3 separate regions of the Mus musculus genome follow, and all the other regions are linked to region 3. Evidence: chromatin loops called from intact Hi-C (ENCODE). Cell type or tissue: heart. All regions are shown on one strand.

Evidence for each region. A loop is a pair of places that touch in the nucleus more often than their neighbours do. Peaks named below come from ENCODE experiments on the same cell type or tissue, not always from the same donor. Only the 100,000 strongest peaks of a DNase experiment are listed, where the experiment ranks them.
Region 1: it touches region 3 in a loop (2.3-fold over the local background); 5 of 42 quality-filtered maps call a loop at or near these places.
Region 2: it touches region 3 in a loop (2.6-fold over the local background); 2 of 42 quality-filtered maps call a loop at or near these places.

Annotation. Positions count from the first base shown.
Region 1 is chr3:51,746,299-51,754,298 of GRCm38, reverse strand. All of the region lies in intron 2 of Maml3 (mastermind like transcriptional coactivator 3), which reads left to right. Among named protein-coding and RNA genes, the nearest start is that of Gm46803, 43 kb to the right of the region's middle. In heart, no CTCF peak of the experiment used is centred here; a DNase peak (open chromatin) is centred at 4,168; H3K4me3 peaks cover 1,041 bases; H3K27ac peaks cover 5,122 bases.
Region 2 is chr3:52,042,695-52,050,694 of GRCm38, reverse strand. All of the region lies in intron 1 of Maml3 (mastermind like transcriptional coactivator 3), which reads left to right. Among named protein-coding and RNA genes, the nearest start is that of Maml3, 58 kb to the left of the region's middle. In heart, no CTCF peak of the experiment used is centred here; DNase peaks (open chromatin) are centred at 2,354, 2,924, 3,624, 4,434 and 1 weaker place; H3K4me3 peaks cover 3,157 bases; H3K27ac peaks cover 4,321 bases.
Region 3 is chr3:51,700,640-51,708,639 of GRCm38, reverse strand. All of the region lies in intron 2 of Maml3 (mastermind like transcriptional coactivator 3), which reads left to right. It overlaps Gm46803 (a long non-coding RNA gene), which reads right to left and starts at 923. Exons shown (of 2, transcript XR_001783831.1): 1 at 1-923. In heart, a CTCF peak has its summit at 3,205 (motif pointing right); a DNase peak (open chromatin) is centred at 7,059; H3K4me3 peaks cover 1,971 bases; H3K27ac peaks cover 4,698 bases.

The sequences.
Region 1 (8,000 bases), 46 kb before region 3:
GAAGCCAGAGGCCAGGGCGGCTCAGCAGCCAACTTCGATTCCTCCCCAAGGTTGCCTCATGACATCCAAAAACATGGAGAAAGCTTCCAAACGTGACTCCAGGGCTTGTCCTCGGGAGTCTCCTCACAAATTTGGGGGATCTTTTACATATCACCAGTTTCCACCGGTTTCATTATAGCCCTCTGAAAGTCCAAAGTCCCACGGGGTGAGGAGAGTTTCAGGCCAAAGCACTCAAGTGGAGAGTTGAGCAGGAATAGGCACAGTTAATAAAAAAATTGAGGATTACGATGAGACACTTAAGGCAAAGCTAAGCAAACCAGGAGGATTGAGGAGCAGGAAGGCAGATGAAATCTAATTTGGTTAAGCGTAAAACAGTGCACTTTGGGAGAAATCATGTAAACTTCTCAATCTCTGATCAGCACTGAACTCATAATAAAGTAAGTTAAGAGTCGTGGTCGATAACTTGGGGGACACCTGTCTAATATGCAGCAGCAATTTAAAAAGCCAATAGGATACCGGGGGCTTAAAAGAAAAACTAATATCGAAAACTTAAGGTAACGGATAAAACATTAGTGCTATTTTGTGTCCAGTCTAGGTTATCCAGAGAGATATTAAATCCCAGGAAAGGGACTTGAAAATCATTTAGAAAAGAAGTTAGGCTCGGGGCTTGTAGAAGTTTACTGACTTGGAGGAAGGAAACGGAAGTGTCATCCAGAGGACAGGAGCAAGATTTGGAAGGCTATTTCCTGCTTGGTTCCACTGTCCTGCGGTGGGAAAAGATGGCACATACTGAATGCTTCAGTAAGACCCAGATGGACTCTTTCCCAGGATGTCTCTGCTGGAGATGTCCCTGCTTGGGCTAGGAATATGTATCTGCTAGGGACACGGGATTGCATAAACATTCGCCTCCTCTCAGGCTAGAGTGATCAGGTGATGGATAAAGGTGTTCTCTGTGGGATGCTGGGTCCTGCAAAGCTTTGGATGGTGGTGTAGCCCAAGGCTGCTTCCTGCTGGTCAGAGACCATAACCAACAGGCTCGGTGGTCAGACCCAAGGACGAGGGTATGTGTTTCTTTTGGGGTTTTGTTAGTTCTCAGGGGGACTTTTGGAGGTTTTTCTTTGGTGGTTTTTTGAGACAGGGTATTTATTACACTGTAGTTCAGGCTGGGTTGATGTTTGCTCTGTAGCCCAGATTAGTTTTAAACTCACAGCAATCCTCTGCTTCCGCCCCAGGGGATGGGTGGATACGCCTACGCATTTTTGCTTCCAACTGTACTCTCGTGGTTCAGTATATCCTAGGTGTTAGAGATGGACACTCAGACACGGTTTGTGTCCTGCCTTATCATGGACGTCCCAGGTTGAAGTGAGCAGGGGTCTTAACAATACATAACTCTGTCTTCTACTGGAAACTGGGAGATCACCTGGCCCTCACCTCACCCCTGAAACACACAATCTTATACTATTATGCTGTACATCCGAGGACCCACTCGGCCACACTGCCTGCTGCAAGCATAGCCAGCCCTGACCGCTCTGTGCTATCGACAGATATGCCTGTTATGGCTGCCACCTCAGAGAACCGATTGATTGGTTCAAAGAAAAATCTAGGGGCTGGTGAGATGGCTCAGTGGGTAAGAGCACCCGACTGCTCTTCCGAAGGTCCGAAGTTCAAATCCCAGCAACCACATGGTGGCTCACAACCACCCGTAATGAGATCTGATGCCCTCTTCTGGTGTATCTGAAGACAACTACAGTGTACTTACATATAATAAATAAATAAATCTTTAAAAAAAAAAAAAAAAGAAAAATCTAGATATTTATTTGAAGGGCCAGATAGGTCCTTCATGGCATTTTCTCAGTTCAAAATGTCAGCTCTCGCTTACGCACAGGAAGCTAAAGAGCAAATCCACTTCTGTGGAGATTTTTTTCCAAAACAAAACAACCCAATTTCCCCCCTGATCCCTGGGAAATTAGCATCTGGCTTGCAGTTTCTGCGCCACCTTCTCGAAGAGGTCCTAGAGAAAGTGATGCAGGAAATCCCTGAAGTGCTGAGACTCCCTCCCTCATCCACACCCTTTCTGTTTCCCTGCTTCTGCGCAGTTAACCAAGTACTAAAGTAAAGGTGGCTCAAACAGCAGGCAGGGATTTCATTTCCTCAGAGTTGGGGAGATGGCAAACCTGAGATCGCTATGTTGACAGGCTCCATTTCTTCTGAGGCTCCTTGGGTGTAGAGATGACTGCCTTTGCCTTGTGTCCTAGCATAGTGTCCCTTGTCCTTCTACTTCCAAATTCCCCTCTTCTGATATGAACACCAGCCATACTGGATCAGGATGGCAGCTTATCACCACCCAACAGTCTTGTTCAGAGGTAACCTGATTAATACCATTAGTCTCTTTTGTGCCCCTTCAAGGATTTTTCCCTTAAACAGTATTTCGAGGACAAATCCTTCAGTAGCACTTTAAAATTAAGAACTCCCGTGTTTCTAGTTACAGAAATAAACAAATAAAGGGCTGTTGAGATGTGTGAATGAAGGGGCAGATCGCTAAGCGTTGCCTCTGGCACCGGGTAGCCATATTGTTCTCCCTGGTTGAGACCTTTTCAGATAATACTCCGCAGTGTGACTCCAGCCAGCTACAGCCTCGCAACCGCATGCAACCTGTTCCTGCCAGTGGGGATCGCCACACTCCATGTGAAAACAAAAGGGCACAGTTTCCACGCTCAGGTTCTCTCCTCAGGAGTACCACAGTCCCTGAGTAAGCAACAGAGCCCTTTCATGCCCACTGACGGCCATGCCGGCAGAATCCAGAACGCAGCTCTGCCTTCTGCTTTATTTTGTGCCTGGAGCCCTCTGGACATACTATGTAATATTTTCATGTAAATAGCAAAGCCCCAGCCACATCTTTGAGAGCAGCATTTAACACCACCCCAAAAGACCCAGAAGCTCTTAAGCACACATGCCTGCCCTCTGGGGACATGTGGCAGGGTGGCTGCTCTCAGCCCTGGCCTCTGAGCTTGCGTTCTCAAGCCAAGCTCCTCAGCCCCTGAAGAACCATTCTTTCAAGGCAGCAGAGGAAGGCGGTGGAGAGCCTCCCACATCCGATGACAGAGGGGAGTGCTGTGTGCACAGCAAGCGTAGCCCACCACAGAGACTGAAGGAACTGGGGTCCTCTCAGGAGGCGAGGGCCGCAGATATAGGTCACAGGTCACAGATATAGGTCAATAGTGGAGGGTGGTTGTTGTTGTTGTTTTTCGAGACAGGATTTCTTTGTATAGCCCTGGCTGTCCTGGAACTCACTCTGTAGACCAGGCTGACCTAGAACTCAGAAATCCACCTGCCTCTGCCTCCCAAGTGCTGGGACTAAAGGCGTTCGCCACTATGCCCAGCAATAGTGAAGCTCTTGCCTAGAAAGTAAGGAGTCTTTCAAACACATGGGGGAAAAAAATGCCACCGTTAGGCACTATGTGGGACAGGAATGAAATCTTAAAACTACTGCAAGTGCATCAAGAAAGGACATGCACATATCACACACACAGCATCCTCACCATACCACAGCAAGCATACAACACACACATACACACACCACACCGAACGCATACACATCACACATACATGTATATATCACATTCACCATATATACACACACATACACAACACATATACCCCTTCCCCCAACACACACACAGGAAATGGACATGCTCACCCAGTAGCAACTGGAGATCTCACACACACACACACACCAGGTACAAGACATACCCATAGCTCGCCCCCCAAACACACACACAAACAGAGGAAATGGCAGTATTCACCCAATAGCAGCTGAAGGACATAGACACACAGACACACATACATGCACAGACACACATATTCATATCCCACCCTCACACACACAGAGGAAATGGCAGTGCTCACATAGTAGCAGCTAGGGGTCATAGGCACAACAGAGGGAGAGGGAGAGAAAGAGAGAGAGAGAGATGTTATTGGGTGTTTGCCCAATAGCAGCTAGAGGTCACAGAGAGGTCATGGAGACAAAGTCCCAGCAGACTGAGGTTAAGTCACACCAGGAAGAGATGAGGGGTGAGTGACCCAGGGCCCTACTTGGTTGTTCCTCAGCAGACACAGGACTCTCACTGTCCTTGGAGTGGAATTGGCTCAGCCCCTGAGCCTGTGACTTGCCAGGATTGCATGGAATGCCATTGGAGATGCGAGACAATTTTAGAAACAGGAAATTGGAAGTGTGCTGCTTAAAATACTTGGGGCTGTGTGTACAAGAGAAGAGAGGGTCTGTGCATGTCTCAGAAGAGCGCTTGTGTGGACGCACCCAGGCTGGCTTGCGGGCAGCCAGGGCAGCCGGGAGGCATCAGGCTGGCCTGGCCTTGTCAGCTCCTGTCTTCCACAGAGACTGGCTTGTTTGGCATAGCCATTTTCTTTGCTTCAGAGTCAAAGCTGTCTGCCCCTTTTCTTCTCTCCTCCTGCACTGGCGGCGGCGGGGGTGGGGTGGGGACGTTGTTATATGTGGATACTCGGAAAAATAAACATGCATTTTAATATCCATGCTCCCCCACAGTCAGCAAGCGATTTCTTCCACCCAGGTGGAAAAAGGATAGGGCCTCTCTGACATGCTGGTTAGTCTGAAAACAGGCCGCTAAATGCATAATGAACAGCCTCAGAGGAGTCAATCTGCATGTTAAAATGGTGTTCAGCAGCCCAGGCTGTCACACAACATAATTTGAAGATGAATGTGCATCCAATCAGACGGCCGTTCGCTGACTGCAGAGTCCTGGCTATTAGGATTACCTGTCTGCTGGGTGGCCCCCAAATCTGTAGTGAGATGAATGGGGGTCCCCCTCAACCCTACCCAGATTTGCTAGAGCCAGACTAAGGTCAACATACAGATAACCTAAAGAGGACCCCAGCATAAAGACATGCTAGAGTCGGGAGATGGGCAGTGATGACAGAGAGGTATTTAGCCTGGCATTCAGTAGTTTTGAGCAGGTCTGCAACAGCAGGTCCTGCTGGCCACAGGCGTGGCTGGAGCCAGGGCCCGCCCGTCACTGCAGTTACAGCCTTCGCATGAATGATGCGCAAACCTCACTTTTGTCTCTGAGCGTTTGACACCAATTAGGACCTGACTCCAGGGGCAGAACTTCACAAGTACATGAGGAACACTGGAAAAATGAGGCTACAGACCAGAAATGAGCCATCTGCCTGGTAAAAACTGTATCCTCGAGGTAGCATTTACATGGGGACACCGGGCAGCGTGTCACTCATTGTCCCTTCCCACAGCTCCACAGCACAAAGGGGATTTCGGAGCCATGTTGCCTTTAAGGCCCTGTACTTGGAAAGCCTGCATGAACCTTTTTTTTTTTTTTTTTTTTTTTTAATTCTAAATGCCTGCTGGAGCTGCAGCTAAATGCCAAGCCCTGGGGAAGGCTTCATATTCGCTGCAGGTTTCATGCCTTGCTCCCGTCTTGAGGTTCCCAAATACTGAAAATAGGCAGCCTAAAGCCAAATTTGGGGCGTAGGAAATAGCAGTAAATAACATTATAAGGTCCTTCCTTGGTGGCGTCAAATCCTCTTCCGAAAGAAGGAGGGGGGGACAAATGGAACCCAGGTGCCAAAAGCCACAGGCTCTGCAGCAGAGCAATCTGCCTGCAGAGAAGCTGGATACAGTTTCTCCATGGGTTCCAGGCACACTGACTCTTGCCAGCCCCCCTACAGCTGCTCCCTGGCCAGCTTGACCTTTCATTACAGGCCAGCCAAACAAGCTAGCAGGAAGGCCACCTACGTTTAGTGGGTGTATGTTGGTCTAAGAGCCCTGTTCATTTGGCAGAACCCTCTAAAGAAGCCTATCCAACAGACAATTAAGACCTAATGCATCTATTTCTTTGTCCTCATGAACTGAAGTTGTCATTATGTCTAGTTGGTTAAAAAGAAAAAAAAATTCGTGGGATTATTCCAGAAAATGTCTTTTGAAACTGAGTTGACTAATTGTGTTAGTCAGCTTCGCATTACTATGACAAAATACCTGATGCATTCAACTTATAAAGAGAAAAGGTTTGCTTTTCCTCACAGTTCTAGAGATTTCTGTCTAAGCCAAGATCTGGTAACTGACTAGCTGGCCTTCTTTCTGTTTAGCTTTCCTTTCTTCCCCTTCCTTCATTATTTCTGTCCCCCCTTTTTTCCTTCCTCATTCTATGCGGTCTTTGGACTCAAACCCAGGGCCTTGCACATGGGAGACAAACAGTCTGCCACTAGGCTATATCCTGAGCCTTGCATTCCCACTGTGGGTGGCTCCAGGAAGGACAGCATATCACCACAGTGAGTGCACAAGGCAGAATCAACTACATACTTAATGAGCCTGTTAAGTTCCCAAATCCCCAATAACCTCAGGGTCTCCCAGTATCCCTCAAGTACTAAAGTCTCCATCACCTTGTGGATCAATCCCCCAAAACACACAGACCATTAGAGGACATTCATCCAAATGACAGCCCTGTAGGTTTGAGGGTTAAAAACAGTGATCTGACCTTAATTCACCATTTTCTGTTTCCCTTCCACTTCTCAACGCATTTCCCCGGTGTTCTTGCTCTATGAGGAAGTTCTCCGTGGCCTCTTCCCTCTCATCCACCAGCCTGTTTCAGCTTTGTTGACTGTATTGATTACTTTTGTCATCAATATGACAAAATAACCTAACAGAAGCGGCCTAAAGGAGAAGAGGGTCATTGTGAATTGCAGTCCCAGGGTAGGGAAGACACAGCAGCTAGAAATGCGTGGCCTGTGGTGGCGGGAACTTGTGGCATGACTTGTTTCACATCTCGGAATATCAAGAATCAGAGAGGAGAAGAAGAAGCTGGGCCAAGCTGTAATCCCTAAGTCCATGGCTTCCTGGTAGCCTATGTCCATTGTCAGCTAGGCCTATGTCCCTCTGAAACAAGGACAATCACCGGAGGCTAAGGCTCAAATGCAAGAGCCTGTGGAGTATATTCCACATTCAACAGATAACATGTACCAAGCTGGCGATCATATTCTCAGCCCATTAAAAGAGACAGGGAGCCTCCTACACAGTAGAAAATGTCACCAAGTGATTTCTGTCCTACAGTATACTCTTCATTCTGGTCAGTCACCTTGTCTTGAAGGTGTCAAGAGATTTTGCCCAGTTTTCATCTAGAGGCAGTGTCACCGTGAATGGAATAGCTGGTGTCAAAACAAGTGCCCTGTGTCCCATGTTCCAGCCGGGAAGTAGGCTTAGTTTGTGGTCAGTGGCCTGAAAGTAAAGCCACACTTCAATGCACTGTGTGAAGCCGGAGTCTCGCTGCTTCGTCCCCCATTTGCCTACCTAGGAAATTAGGGCAATAATTAATCCTGCCTAATGCAGGAGAACAAATGGGGCCAGTGGAGAGAAAAAGAGCCATGATGGGTGTGCAGTGCAGATGATGTGCAGAAAATCGCTCTGGGACCATTGAAAGGAAGCGCCTGCCGTAAAACCAGTCCAGCCACAGCACCGGGATTTTGAGGCTCGCCAAAATTAAACTGTATGAAGTTTACCAAATGTAACAGTATGACCCTGCCTTTCAAAATGTACGGCTCCCCTGTTTTGTGTCTGTTGGTCAGCAGATAGACTCTCCTGCTCATGTGCTTCCGCTAAAAGATCAGCAACCAGGCTGTGCCTCTCGAAACTGCGATCCCAGCCCAAATAGGAAAAGGTGGTTACATTGTTACACGTCACAGAATGTTTCTGGGGTTGCCTCGGCAACTGCCCCTCATAATTTGTTTTTACTATTGAGGTGTAACATCTTGAGGGTCGTTAAGTAAATGAAGAATTTAAAAACTAGATTGGAGGTGCATATCTTTAATCCCTTTAGAAGATGAGGCAGCCTTCTTAGAAGTGGGAACAAAACACCCTTGGAAGGAGTTACAGAGACAAAGTTTGGAGCTGAGATGAAAGGATGGACCATGTAGAGACTGCCATATCCAGGGATCCATCCCATAATCAGCTTCCAAACGCT
Region 2 (8,000 bases), 340 kb before region 3:
TTACAAAAAAACATTTAATTGGGCCTGACTTACAGTTCAGAGGTTTAGTCCATTTATCACCATGGTAGGAAGCATGGCAACATGCAGGCATGGGCTAGAGAGGTAGCTAAGAGTTCTATATGGGGATGAGCATCAGGGAAGAGAGAGTGCCACTAGGCATGGCTTGAGCCTCTGAAACCCCAAAGCCCAATCCCCAGTGACACACTTCCTCCAACAAGACCACACCCACCTTAAGGCCACACCTCCCAATCCTTTCAAACAGTGCAGTTCCCTCTGACTTCATGAAGGCCATTTCCATTCAAACTACCACAAAGTTAGTACATATAGAATTTACTTATATTTATTTTTACTTTGTTGTTGGGGCGGGGGGAGTGTGGAAGATTTGGAATTTTGTTACTTTAAATAAGTTATTTACCAGATCAATCTCTTAACACAGACCTGGTGACAAAAAGCCATAGCAGTCAGCAGCAGCCAGTTGGAGATACAACATTGAAAAGATTGTAGTCTTGTGCATTCCCCATCTTGTGAGATGTGTTTACTTCCATCTTGTCTGCAGGAGGAACAGTGAATGCCAGTACGCAGCCATGGAATGTCTGGTTTTGTCCCATCACTTTCCTATCTTCACCTTCCATATCAGTTAAAGGATTAACCTTTTTCTTTCTCTCTTCTGCTAGCCCTTCACTCTTTTCCTGTATTGTATTCTTTCTTGAAATATCATTCTTGGGAGTTTTCCCCTTCATGTACTCAACACCCTTCTCCTTCCTTTCATTCCAGTCCCCCCATCTTCGCTGAACAATTAAGTGATGTCCCCTGCGGTCCCCTTCCTTGTGTTTTTCTTGGTTGCCCAGGGGAAATGACAGCTATGTGACTGTCATGGAGTGAAGAAAGCTGGCTTTCACCCTCACCCTCATTGAAGCTGCTTCTGTACAACTGAGAGACCTGAGATAAAGGGATGGAAGGTTCAGGGAGAGAGAGATGGAGAGTGACAGGGACTGGGCTGTCCAGAACAAAGAAGGGCTGGGGTGTAGCACAGTTGATAAAGTGCAGACCAAGCATTTGCAAGGACCAGTCCTCAGCACTTCATAAAAACAGGCTTGCCTGCAGTTTCCAGGGCTTGTGAGGTACAGGCAGAAGTTTAAGGTTATCTTTGGCTATAAAGCAAGTTTCAGGTTAGCCTGGGCTACATGAGACTCTGTTTACCAACAGGAAATTATTTCCACCTGGAGCTGCCTGGAAATGCTTTCATCTCCTGCTCTCTCAGCAGCTTAACCATCATCTTAGGCCACTTGTGGCTTTCCTGGATGAAGAGGAGACCATGTTCCCTTTGGTAGCTTCTTCTTTCTCCATGCAGTAAAATAAAATGCATACCCAGATGTATTCCCATGAGCATCGAGTGGCTTTAGGCTGCACACTCCTGGTGGGCAAGGCCTGTAGCTTGCAGATGCGCCATTTCTACCTTGGATCAAGCTAAGTGGTGGTTCATTTCTCAGGTGTCTCTGGTTTCTACCAACTCGATAGACACGGGATGCTTTGGTGACTTTCTCATAAAGCTTCCTTGATATGAATGGTTCTCAAGCTACTCAAGACATCCCTTTCAAGCAGACAGTAGTGGGGATGCTCTGCCTCTCTCCTGTTATCTCAGCCATCACTGTGGGGAAAGTCTACCTGTCATGGCATGTGCTGCCGTCGTCACTCGGGTGTGAGATTCGAGAGCTCTGTTGTTCTAAATGTGAAATGCCTCTCTGTGTGCTGCCTCTGTATTCCTTTAACGTTTGCCTCTGTCCTCTTTTTACCCATGATTAATACTTCTCCCAAGTTCATGCTGGTCCCTTGGAGCACATTTCTACTCTGCCCTTCTGCTATTTTTGTTCTTGGGGAATGAGAACACAGGTTTGACATTGACTACTTTATATACTGTGGCAGGGTCTCTCAGTTGAACCTAGAGCTCATCGATTTGACCAGTCTAGCTAGTCATCTTGTTCCAGGTAATCCTGCATGCTGGGATTATAGGTGGGCCACCATGCCTCCCCCACCCCCAACATTTACCCAGGTGCTGGGGATCTAATCTTTAGTTCTCAAGCTTGCCCCACAAGTTCTTTATCCACTGAACCAATTCCTCTCTCCTTCAAAACGTAAAACAAGAAAAAGTATTCTGAAGGCAGACTGACTATACAACTCCACGAAGTCTCAATTGAAGAAGCTCCTGTGTGGCGTGCGCATGCGCGCGCGTGCACGCATACACACTTTCTGGAACGTACATTGTCTTCTCAGAAGCATGGCTGATTGAGGAGGATCCAAGCTGGATTCTGGTTAGTTCAGATTTTAAGATAAGTGAGCTGTCTTGCTGTGTGACTCATTCGGTGCTGTTTTAAGCAGTTCCACAGCCTCAGAGAATAAACGGATGCCTAATCATCTCCTGCTTCCTGTCATGGTTGACGTCATTGTCACCGTCATTGTCTTCATCATGTTAAGTACCCCAAAGCACAGAAGTTGCCAGACAAAATATGTTACATAGGTATCGTCTTTGGTGTCTGGACGTCTGCTCTCTTTAAATAGATAACTCCCAAATGGGTCTAATTGAGACTCAGATATTGACTGATTGCCCCGTGGTAAGAAACAGATGGCATTACCCAGTAATCTGAAAGTCCAAATCCAATATCCCAAATGCTGAGAGTCTCCTGTGTGTAACAGGTGTCCACGGTGTGTCACTAGGTTCTGAGGCTAGACTGTGAGAGTGGACACAATCCGGAGGAGCTCCGTGCAATGACAGAGATGTGTCTTAGAGTTCCAGGAGCCAGGAAGAGCATCACCGAGCCCAGCATGCAGTTGGGGAGCTCTTGAGCAAAGCCGTGGGTTTAGCTGGGTGAAGTGGTACGAGGAATAACGGAGACTGAGCAGGGCATGGGAGATCCCTAGTGCAGCAGGAGATTGATGCAGGCAGGACTAAGCTTGGCGATACTGGAAGGGAACAGCTTTCAGATGCCACGCGGAAGGCCTTGGAACAAGTGGGGCATTAGTGTTAGCTCTCTCCTGGTGTTGGGCAAGAGACACAGAGGAGGGCTCGGGGCTGAGCTAAGGGGCTGTGCCCTCATCTCAGGGTGCTGGGAGCTGGATTTGAGAAATGTGAGTGAAATAAAATGCAAAAAGCTTTTGCTTTTAGAGATGGGAGATGAGGAGGGAATAGGAGCCCAGCCTGAAGGATTGGTGGACCATCAGTCTCTTTAGAAAGGTCTCTTTAGAAAGAACTCATGGTTTCCAGTTTGGGGTGTGCAGGTCTGTGGGGAGGCACTGAGATCCAAGACAGGCTCTTGCTATCACCCTGGATAACCCACAGTGGCAGAGTCATTGATTTTTGCTCTGTCAAGACAGGGGGAGCAGGAAATGCGTGGAGTGTGAAGTGGGAGGAGCTAAAGCTCTTCCCATGATTAAACTGAATCTGACGGAACCACCGCAGAAGGATGAACCCAAGGTCCGTACACTGTGAGGTCCTTTGAGGAAGAGGCAGGATCACAGGCGGAGGCAACTCTGAGATCCTTGGGTGTCAGCAGCCAAGCTGAAGAAAGGCTGCCCCCGTGTCGCAGTAGGAAGGGATTCATGCTGCTGATTGGACGGCTCTGTGTTCTTGGCTATCGGTGGCAGGCTGCCAAAGCTCCTCTAAGCTGTCACTCACGGCCGGGAGGGCCGGACTTGTGGAGCTTGCCTCTCCAGAAAGTCTTTTTGGCCTTGAGACAAAAGAAAAAGAGCAGCTTATCGCACACTTCAGGATCCAGAGAGCCAGGAATTAATGAGCTAAGACACTGACCGAGGAAGTGGGAGAAAGCAAGGAAGGAGAGGTTCAAATGGTGGTTCTGCTTAGACGATAATGATGGTGATGACGATGATTATAAATCCTTGCAAACAGACATGAAAAGGAGGAGAAAGTTAGACTCTCGGGATCCTTAGGAGCTTCATTTGGGGCCACCATTATCTGAGGAGCCAGTCTCTGTGCTCAGTTGTCCCCAGTGACAGAAAAGAGAAAGAAATCTAAGAGTTCCAGATTTATAGATTTTCTTAATAATAAGGATGACGGTAGATGAGGGAAGGACAAATGGGAGTCTGTGGCCAGCGTGGGCAGGCTGCCTCCTTGTTTTATTTTACTGGTGATTTTCCTTTGCTTTGCACAGATCAGATTTCCCGCTCTGGTATTCAACAAGGAGCACATAGCCCGAGGATAGCAATTAGCTCTCTCTGAGCCCACTCTCCTTTGCACAGCTCTCGCTGACGTGTGCAATTACTAGCACCCCGGCAGCTCTTTTCAGATCTCGGCTGTGCACAGTGGGAAGTCAGGCCCACCATCCCAGAGTCCTCTGCCCAGACTCCTCCTCACCTGGTGCACAGGGACCTTGCCTGCAAATAGAACTGACGTGCCGGGACGTCATCGGGCCTGGCAGAGCTCATTGGCAGAGAAGTTCAGAGTTTTATTTTCAACCTAGAGACAGGCGGAGATAGATCCAGCTAGAACAGGTCTCTTCCGGCTTAGGCCCTCCTCCTGTGGTTGCTGGAGTTGTGGAGGATGGAATGTCAGAGGGAGCGTGCTTCTTATAGCCTCCTGGCTCACAGACTGAAGTTGGCTCCCTACCCCTCCGGCTGGTCCGTCGTCACAGTAGTCCTACGGTGTCCTGCGGGAGCTGCCTTCCCACAGCTTTCTTCTCTGCTTCTTTTCTTTCTCTACCTTGTGTGGTCAGGGTGTGTGTGTGTGTGTGTGTGTGTGTGTATGTGTGTATTCCTCAGGTAGATCCACTTCCAAATGAAGACCCCCCCCCCACCCCCAGCTAAGTTAATTCACTTCAGCTATAAAGTTGCCTGGGTAGACAGGAATGGCTTAAAACTTTAGGAATAAAAACTATAATACAGTGCAGGAAATGTTGCCTTTGTGTGGGAGGCAGAGAAAACCAAACCCTAAGAGGCTGAGATCCACTTCCATTCACCCTTCAAGGGAGGGCATCTTTGCCAAACCTGACTCTCCACAGGAGGATTCATAAATGGTGGTTGTTGTTGTTGTTTTCTTTTCTGGTTCATCTCATACCTGGCTGTGCCTTTAAGGAATGTTTTGGGGGGAGGACAGGGCACGCTTTGAGACCTCCTTCTTATGTATCCCAGACTGGCCTGTAACTCAGGATCCTCCAGCCTCAGTCAGCCTAGTGAGGGGATCGAGGTGGCACTGTGCCAAGCCTACATGTCTTCTTTTAAAAGGCAGAGACTTGCTACCGACCTAAAATCCAAGAGACCACAAAAGCAAGCTCTGGTGTGCCCACTCAGGGCTAGCTGAGGAGGCTCCCAAGTTCCCAGGGATTTTAGGGCGGAACTAGCAAAGGGTTAAGTGCCCCTCCCCCAACCCCCATCCCGCCACTACCTGACTCCACCCCCCCCCCCTCGTTGCTTGAAAGAGCAGTGTGGCCTAAAATGAGGGTTCTCTGCTTTGGCTTCTGTCTCTCTTGCTTGTCCTGACTTAGTAATCGTTCATTGTGACCGGCTTCTGTACATTACCTTGCCTCCTGTCCACAATCGCTCCACAGCTAAATTTCTGTTGCTTTTTAATTATCGCCATCATTATTTGGAACCGACGCGATGTTTTAAGCGAGATGTTTCGTCTTCTCGGTTGCCCCAGTGAAGAGGCCCGAAAAGGACCACAGCCCAGCCGGAGTGGGCCTCCCCTTCGAGGAAGCCCCTCGGCCACTCCCACCCTGGTGGGTTGTTTGTGTCTCACCCCATCAGCCACTAGGTCTTAGTAGGCTCCTGTCCCCCAAGGGGGTTTCTCTTGTGCTGTATTCCTGGGCCTGGCCTCTGATTCCACACATTGAAACGCAAATGACAGCAGTAATTGGCTGAGAGATAAACCTCAAGGAGCGTGTGAGCCGGGCTGCGGGGAGTTAAGTGGCTAAGTGACAATTACCGTGCCGCAGCCTTGGGATCAGCAGCAGCCGGGCCGTTCTCGTACAGGGTTTTAAAGGAGCAATATCACATTAATTGGAGGCAGGCTTCTGGGTTAACAGGCCTTACCCGGCCTCCCAGCTTATTTTATTCTACTTTAGGGATGAGAGTGAGTGGGTGGAGAAAGGCAAGTTTGCCTAGTCTCTCCTCCCAGCTCCAGGCTCCATTCCCCTCTTGCCCCCAGGAGAGTTTGAGAGATTTGTGTCCTTGACTCTGGTAGGCAGATCAGATCTTTGGTTTCATTTGGAGATATAAAAGCTGTAAAAGTTGCTTTGCAGTAGGAGGTGACTGTGATAACTGTCAGTCATAAGGGTTTGGTGACCACAAAGGACCTCGACTCAGCCAGACCTGCCATCTTTCCCACCAGGCAGGCAATTAACCCTCTGATTTTTTTTTTTCCTTTTTCTTCTTTTCTATTAAGTTTCTATTCCAAAACTGAGTTTCCCGGTCAGATATAGCAATAAGCAGCAGAGGCGACACCTCCCTGCGGCTTGTAGCCCTTTCCAGTCAGAGTGAGAGAAATCAATAAAACTATGAATTCTCTCTTGCTTACTCAGTAGAAACCCTTACTGCAGAGAAAGGCGGGGTCCTTGTAGGGAGAGGAATCCAGTCTAGAATGAGCTGGGCTAGGCCTTCCTGCTCTTCTCAGAAAGGCCACTAAACCCTATCCTGGCCATAACCAACCATCAAGATGATTGGTTTAGACTTGAGATAAGCAGACTACACGAGGCACTGAGAGCCCTTTCCCTCTAGGTACTTGCTGTCTACTGCATTAGAACTCTGCAGGGCCCAACACTTTTTTAAAAACCTCTGTCTGGTAGGCTTGCTGTTTTTGTTGTGTGTTTCCTTCAGCCCACACAGCACAGCATGGTCTCGCTCCCCTTTTACTAAGTATTCCCTCTGGGTTATAGCTATGAATTAGTTTGTCTTACTTTAGGAGAGAGCCGGCCATTTCCAGAATAGGAACTGGTTTGCTTCAGGCCATGCTTCCACTACCAGAGGTAGAAAACACCAGGAAAACACCAGCGTTAACTGGAGGAGAATCTGGTATCTAACTAATGGAAGTTCACATCTTAAACTGTCAGATGCTGGAAGGCATTTAGACAACTCTTTAGTTCCCAGCCAGCCTGTCTGGAGTAGAGAGAGTAGTCTGGTTAGGAGCTGTGCCTGGCAGGCAGACAGTCTTCTTGGAGGGTACCTAGTGTAGACTTCTCCAGGATGTCACCAGGTCATGGTAGGGAAGCTGGCTTGTCACTGTTAGAAGGGTTTCAGTCTATCCTCTGAAGGAAGGCTAAGTGAGATTTCATGGCTTATGTAGCAGTCACCATGGCCTCTCCAAGAAGATGAATACATTATTTAAAGAAAGGCGTGTCCAAGGCTGTGGGGATGGCTCAGTCAGAAAAGAGCTTGCTGGATGTACATGCAATCCCCAGTTTGATCCGTAGAACCCTTGTGGAAGACGTAAATGGTGGCAAAGGCTGGGGGTCCCTGAGCTGGGGAAGCAGATCTTTTCTTTGAGTTCCAGAAAAATGAAGACCCAGTCTTCAAAAAACAGACAGATGGTGTCTGAGGGATAGTATTGGAGGTTCTCCTTTGATACATGTACAACACAAACATACACGCACGTGTACACCTGTTCACACGCATGCACAGGACTTTTAAAATGTTTCAGTACAGTGGCTTAGCTTTGTAGTAAAGGACTAGGCTGTCTAGGTTTAAATTCTGTCACTGCCACCTGCTAGTCGTTGGATTGCCTCAGCTGCCAAACAGGATAACAGTATTTCCTGGTGTAGGCTTATTTTGAGAACTAAATAGTTGGTTTTTCCCAGCACTTAGTAGGACTATTCAGATAATTTTTCCCAGCACTTAGTAGGACTATTCAGATAACCCCACTGCAGCATACAGTTCCATCCCTCAAATCTCTAGGAATCCCAATGTGCCCTCCCCCCGCCCCCATCATTTGTCTTGCGAATATAAACACACACCAGTTATCTGGATTATTCACTTAGCACAATGCATTTGAGTTTCTT
Region 3 (8,000 bases):
TGGGTGGAGACATTAACAGTAGCTGACAAGCCATTTCCAGTCTGTGTATTCTGATGCCGGAGGGCAGCCTCCTGGATGAAGGCAAAAGCTTTGCTGTCCCCCCCCCCCCTTTGCTACATTGTTCTCAGCAGGTCTTACAGCCCACAGAAAAGCTGTGTGCAACTGGCCTGTGGGATAGCTAATGCTATCAATTTGACAGACTTTAGAATTACTAAGGAGACAAACTTCCCAAGAACATCTGAGAAGCTGAGGCCAGTTTTGTTTGTTTGTTTGTTTGTTTTTAGATTGGGTTAGTTGAGGTGGGAAAACCCACCCTGAATTTGGACTGGGATCCCTGCCTTTGCAAAGAAAAAGGGGGGGGGGGCCAAGGTGAGCCTCAGCATTTCCCTCTCTGCCTGCCTACTAGGGATGTGGCGGGACCAGCTGCCTCCCGCTCCAGCCGCAGTGAGTCCCCCACGATGAAGGACTCTCCCCTCAGACTACGAGCAGACTAAACCTTTCCCTGGTGGTTTGAATGAAATGGGCCCCTGTGGGCTCAGATATTTGAATAGTCATCAGAGAGTGGAACCCTTTGGGAAGAATTAGGGGGTGTGGCTTTATAGGAGGAGTGTGTGACTAGGAGTGGGCCTTGAGGTTTCAAAAGTCCAATCCCTCCTTCCTCCTCGCCCTCCCCCAAGTGCCCGTGCTTTGCCTTCTGCCTGTGGATCAGGGTGGACAGCTCCATCTGTCTCTTCCTGCCAAGCCGAGTATGGAGTAGCCATCTTAAACTGTACAAAGCCCCAGTTGAATGTTTCTCTTATAAGTTGCCTTGATCAGATTGTCTTCTGATGGTAGTAGAAGGGTAACTAGGACTCCTTCCTTCCTTCCTTCCTTCCTTCCTTCCTTCCTTCCTTCCTTCCTTCTTCCTTCTTCCTTCCTTCCTTCTTCCTTCCTTCCTTCTTCCTTCTTCCTTCCTTCCTTCTTCCTTCCTTCCTTCCTTCCTTCCTTCTTCCTTCTTCCTTCCTTCCTTCTTCCTTCTTCCTTCTTCCTTCCTTCCTTCTTTCCTTCCTTCCTTCCTTCTTCCTTCCTTCCTTCCTTCTTCCTTCTTCCTTCCTTCCTTCTTCCTTCTTCCTTCCTTCCTTCTTCCTTCCTTCCTTCCTTCCTTCTTCCTTCTTCCTTCCTTCCTTCTTCCTTCTTCCTTCCTTCCTTCCTTCCTTCCTTCCTTCCTTCCTTCTTCCTTAAGAAGGTATTCTGTCAGGTATTATTATGTCGTAGCAACAGGATAGGAAACTGATGCAATCTGGAGCTCTTAGAGACCCTCAGCCCCGAGGGCTCTAGGATCCTAAGCCTGCACCACCATGCAGCCGTAGCCACCTCTGTGGTTTCCAGCCTAGGGTAGAGAAAGGCCACAGAGAGCAGCCCAGTTCCACCAAAGGCGAGATGGGATTGGGAAGGTGTTTGCTGTACTCGGAGCCTTTCCTGTGTGTACTCAAGGGGTTTCCACTGAGGCAGTGAAAGTACTCAAAGGACTTCAGTGGTCATGGTGACACATGTCTGTGATCTCAGGACTTGGGAGGTGGAGTCCGGAGGATCAGCCTAGGCTACACAGCAGGTTTGAGGCCATCCTGGACTACATGGGATCTTGTCCCAAAACAAAAACACAAACAATGAAAAAGTAACGTCTCTGTAAAAGTCTAGAACATTCGTGCTCAGTAAGACAATGCTGCCAACCCTAACAACTTGAATTTAGTCCCCAGGACCCGAGTGGTCCTAGGAGAGAACTCACTCCTGAAAATTACTTTCTGGGCATCATTTGCATGTTTTACCTCACAAATACCCCTCCCCACCCTACCCCCACACACATACAGGCAGTAAACAAATTAATTAATTTAACTTAAAAATTAAAAGTGCCATGCATTTATAATATAAAAATATTAAAGTACAAAAGATGGAGCTGAGAATGGTGAAGCTCATCTTTAATCCCTGCCCTCGGGAGGCAGAGGCAAGAAGATCTCTGTCAGCTCAGAGCCAGGCTGGTTTACATATTGAGTTCTAGGCCAGCCAGGCCTACGCAGTGAGCCCTGTCTCTAATGTTATATATTATATACTGTCAGATAGGTGTGTGTGTGTGTGTGTGTGTGTGTGTGTATGGCTATATGATATTTCCTGTGACTCGTGTTGCAGAGATGTTAGGTTTTTCTCTGTCAGCTGCACACAGTGAGCTCCCTCCATGTGATTAGACCCCATCCAAGGAGGCATGATTTTCATTGACTGCCTCACATTCATGGTATGGATGTGCCATAATTTATTTAATCGAGCCACTATTGTTGCGCACTAATGAACTTTTAACCAATTTAGCGTTGCTTTGGTGGTGGAATTAAATGCAACAAAAGGATGGGAGGAAGTCTGTAATTTACATCAGAGGCAGAGGGAATGCACAGCCCTCAAAGTTGTGTTTCTAATGCAGGGTGGGATTGTGACTTTGGTCCAAGCACCGATGAGAAAAACTGGTATTTTTTGTTGTATTTTTATGCCCAAGAAAGTCCTTGGAAGCCTGACCTTTCCCTTGGTTGCTCTCTCACAGCTTCACAGAGTCCCGCCTACTTTAACTCTTTCCTTAATATTACAGGGGGCCCCACCAGACCCTCAGAGAAGCAGTCTGTTGGTACAGACATCTTCCCCCACACTCCAGATTGACTCAGGCTAGAATTCATCATGCGGAGTCAGCTGAATTCCACAAACATGCAGCTTGTTGCAACTGTGCTTCTAACTATGCTGGATGCTAGGGGTAAAGCACACAAACCTCTGTCCTCAAGGATCAAAGCACGCTGCCAGGAATGAGCCACTAAGAGAAAAAACTGCCAGTAAATTGTAACTTGTATTTAAGCATTTGGAAAGGTAGAACTTTCCGTGTCCCCATCTTACAGAGTTAGACTTGGTAGGATGTACTGTCAGACATATACCATGATCGAGAGCATGAAAATATGTTTGTGCGTGCTAAGGAAAGGAGAGGTGTGTGTGAATGCAATTATAAAATGAATGATGGTTATCTTGGAGTGCTATAAACAAGTGTTGCTTCTTTCTTTTTCCGACTTTCCTACGTTGCTTTTAAAACTTATGTGATTGAGTAGCTAAAAGCAAGAAAGCCAACAGCGTGCCTATTTTAAAGATTTTGTTTTTAATCACATATATATGCACGAGTCTGTCATGTGCGTGCAGGTGCCTGTGGTGACCAGAAGAGGGCGCCAGATCATGTCTCTGGAGTTGCTAGTGGTTGTAAGCAGCCTGGTGTGGGTGTAGGAACTGAATGTGTATCCTCTGCAAAAGTGGTACTCACTGTCAGGAACAAGCTAACTCTCTAGCCCAGCATGCATGTTTTCAGTACAGCCATCCCTCAGAATCTGGGGCGTGAGTATAGAACAAGCATCCCAACACAGCAAAGATGCTCATGTCTTTTATCTGAGCTATCATGGGATATACATAGGACCTACACAAACCTCCCATCTACTTTGAATCATCTCTAAACCACTTGTAATACCTTAAAAATGCTATCTAAATAGTCGTTAGTATTGTATTGTTTAGAGAAAAATGACAAGAGAAAAGTCTGGATGCAATTTGTTTCAGACATTTTCAATATGTGGATGAAAAACTTGTGGCTGCAACTTTTTGCTATCTTCGGTGTCTAAGTAGACATCATCTATCTGCTCATCGAAAATCTAAGGGGACCCAAAAACAAGTTTAAAGTCCTGGTCTCTTTTCCATAGAGCCAAGCTAGAAGGACAACACTTGTTCTACCCTGGAGATGTACTACACAATCAGGATCTGGGGAGATGGCTCAATGGATAAAATGCTTGCAAAGCAAGCCTGAGAACCCAAGTTCCATCCTCAGGGCAGAGACAGGAGGCCCTTGCTGCTCAGTCTGTCTACCAAACCCATGAGTTCCAGGCTCAGTGAGAAACCTAGCTCAAAGAATAATGTAGAGAACAAAAGAGTGAGACAGGCCACATCAACCTTTGTCTCCCTCTCTTTCTGTCTTCTGTCTGTTTCTCTGTATATGTGTGTCTCTCTGAGTGTGTGTCTGTCTCTCTGAGAGAGAGAGAGAGGGAGAGAGAGAGGGAGAGAGAGAGGGAGAGAGAGAGATCACTCCAGCAATAACAGTAATAACCTGAAGATGCTTTTATGCCATCAGAGGGTGTCAATCATGGTCCCATAGAGTCGCTGAGTTCCTAGTCGGGATCCTGAGTCCCATAAGGAGAAGAGCCTGTCTTGGTAATAGAACTGGCCTTTAGTTACTACTGTTTGAGTGAAACACTTCCTAAATTGTTAGTGACAGCCTTAAAACCCAACTGTTTGGGGGATATAATCACACAAACAATAGGAGGGTCTCGCTTTGTAGTCCAGGCTAGCCCAAAACTCTCTCTGCCTCCTAAGGCTGTGCCAATGTACCCCACTGAAAACAAGCTTTTCAGTGCAGCCTTCTCAAATCATCTACAAAGTGGATGGGTTTGGGAGACTGTTGGGGCTCTGGTGGGAGTTTGTTGTAAGCTGCTTCCCAACCGCACAGTGAACAACAACAAAATGTGTTGAAAAAGGACGTTTGTACAGGATTGCCACCATCCACAGGCCATGCTTCTGCCCTGACACTTGGCAGACTTCAGAGGGAACTCAGATTTTAATTTACTTTCTTTCATCTTCCTCTTACAGTTGGATGGCCTAGTCTCCTGCCCTTTAAAAAAAAAAAAGTCAAAGTTGATAGCACAGAGACACCTTGATTTCGAGTCTCAGAAAAAGTTGGTTTTTGTTGTTGTTCACATTTAGTTTCATTCTTTGATTTCTTTTCGATTCTAACAGTTTCTACCCTTTTATTCTGTGTTCCTTCTTTCCCCGCTTCCTATCACTTGCTCTTTATTCCGGCGTGTTCCTGGGCGGTCTGCTCAATTGAGACCAGATGTCTGTTTTGATAGAAAAAGTTCAAATCCCAAAGATGCTGCGCCAGCTGTGGGACAATCAGACAAGTTCCCTAGCCTCTCAGAGACTTGCGCTTTCTAATCAACGAAATGAGTTTGATTACATAGGTAAAGGCACCTAGCAGAGTTTTTGCCTATGCCTAGTTCCTCATATGAGTCTGTTATCTTCTAGTGTGGCCCTGTGGTCTCCTCTTTATTTAAAGAACCCTTTCCAGCCAGAGGGGATATTTGTCAATCCATAGCGTTCTATCATGCTACCCTAGGGAAATTCGGGGCATACTTGATGCTCTCCCTTAGCAAGGAACCCCCAACTCCCACTCCCCTCCCCCAAGCCTCATCCCTTGGTCTTGGCTACCTTTCAGCTTCTAGAGATCAGTTGCAAGTGGAATACCATCCTTCTAGAAAGAGTTATAGCCCCAAGTTCTCTTGAGAATTCTTAGTCTTCGTGACAAATATCACTGAGCCAGCCTAACAGCCCTGAGCAGGGAGGGGGGAGTTTGATTCTCAATGCCGCAGATTTCACACTCGAGCCAGAGCAAGCCTGCACCAGGCTTGATTTTGAAAATGCAAGTTTGCAATCAAATCAGGGCCAGGCTGCAATCAGCCAGGATTACTCGCTCCAGTAATTCTCAAACTCCTACAGGATCTCCCATCACCTGGAGAACTTGGTCTGATTCCGTAGGCCTGGTGGAGTTGGGGAATCTGAATTTCTGCCATGCTCCCAGAGAATGCTAATGTAAGGTGAGCCTGGACCAGGCTCGAAGCCGCTGGATGGACTCATGGCCATGGCTGTACACAGATTGCTCTTATGGAATGAGGAGGCAGTTTTCACATCTTCTTAGCCTTTTTCATCTTCCAAAGTGTCCATTGTCACTGACCACTTTTTAAACAGGATTTTCAAGGGACTCTGGATGGAGACAAGATGGCCTGCCCCGTGCCTCTGGGAGTCACAGCAGGGGTCCTTTGGTGATGGATTCACCCTGCCTGCTGCTCAAATGTAAAACTTGCCTTTGTAGACAGCCTCTAGCCTTCTACTGTATATGAAGTCTTTTGATACTTACAATTTAGTCAAAAATTCATTTGGCCTGAGACTGCTTGGATTTTTTTTCCCTATTACTTGACCCAGTTTTGTGTGTGTGTGTGTGTGTGTGTGTGTGTGTGTGAGAGAGAGAGAGAGAGAGAGAGAGAGAGAGAGAGAGAGAGAGATTTGTTTTCTAGGTAGCCTTTCTGTTTGCTTATTGATTTACTCCAACTCTTTCTTACCCACAACAGCCCTATCTATATACATGCCCTTTCCTCTGTGGTCTCCAGGCTTCAGGAACACGCGCAGTAGTGGCACTGGGCAATATGCCCACCCCCAGAGCGTCAGACTGAGTTTCTCAGGGGCCCCAGGGCACCCACCCTGCTCCTGAGCTCCTGGTCTTTGTTAGGATCTCCAAGCAGTGAGGCGCTCTCTGGTTAGCCTGGAGCTCCCGGCCCCACTCCTGCGCGCTTTGCCCGAGCCCCCTGAGGACTTGTAAGCAGATAGGCTGGAGTTGAAGAGGCTAAATTACGCCTCAGGGGACTTTTTAACGAAAACCCTAAATTTCATTTGGGCGACTGGTAGGCCACGCGGTTGTAGAGTGAGCGGAGGTCCCTTCTCCCTGCACAGGCTTTGTGCCTCTCTGGCTCCCTCCAACAGCGAGGTGCCCCCCTGGATCTGGCTGCCACTGCCCCCCTTCATCTCCTCCTGCTCCCCATCCTTCGGTTTTCTTCCATATCCTCTTCCTGCCCCCCCCACCCGCACCCCTCACCCCACCCTGCCAAGTCCCTCTTCCCTCTGGCTGGAGAAAAGTCGGTAATAAGAAACCAGTTTGGTGTCAGAGAGTGGGGAAGGGAGAGACCTCCACCCCTTAAGATGCACCGCCATGGTGAGAGAACTCATTTTGTGCAAAGAGGGCCTCGAGCCACCAGGGAATTCCTGGATTGTCTCAGGCTGTCGTGTGTGATGTCCATCACGCCGTGCGAACACCATCTGCTCCGTATTATGCTCGCAGTTGCCAGGCTACCTGCTGTACGCAGGAACACTTGACTGCCTGGCTCCACGTCCGCAGCGGCGGCCCGGGCGGGGCGGGGGACCCAGCCCTGATTAAGCCATCTGCGTTGGTGGGGGGACGGAGGGTGGGGGGAACTCAGCGCGAGGCCTGGAGTGCGGTCCCGGGCTCACACCACCCTCTGCTGGGCTACCGGCAGAACGACAGCTGCTCAAGAGGGTCCCTTCGGGGCCACCTAGAAAAGGATGAAGCTCAGGGTCTGCTGGATCCAAGTACATAGGATGTCGTATCCTGTCCCTCCCAGGAACCAATGATCTTTCATACCCGCCGCATCTCTGGCCCCTATCACCCACATGCTGCATGTTCCTGGGGGTAAAAAAAAAAATCCCTTCAGAGAAAGCCAGTTTCCCCACAAGTGGGTTTATAAATAAACAGCTGGCTGTTCTCGGAAGATATTTTTATCGCCTCTGATTTTTGAAGTCGGAAACTGCCTCTTTGGGGGAGGCTAGAGTGTTGTTTACACCCGCCTACCTTGCTCTAGCCGTTGGAAAATTGTTAAGCTCTCGTCCCTGGAGCGGAAGGTGAATGTGCAAGACAGGTTCTTTGGTTTTGATCTCTCTCTCTCTCTCTCTCTCTCTCTCTCGCTCGCTCGCTCCCTTCCCTTATTTTACTGAAAAGTGAGAGTGTTTGGAGAGCCTGGAAGATCTGCGTGGCAAATTGGATTCAAGGAGAGGAGAATGTATTAAGATTCTGGGTGGAAAGCAAGGGGAGGTCGCTGGGCTGGGAGTGGAGAACAAACCAGTAATTAAAACTAAAAATACTGCATCATTTGGCTCCAAGGCATTACATGTCGCATGACGAAAGCTCACTCTGGCTTTCTCTAATTGCACAACCCAGTGTGTGTCCTCCACAGAAACACGAGCAGGGACTTGGAATCCTAGAGTTTGACAGACTATTTCTCATTAAGCCCTCTTAGATTCGAGGTTAAAAGAGCCCTGCGACATAAACAGCTGCCCGCACC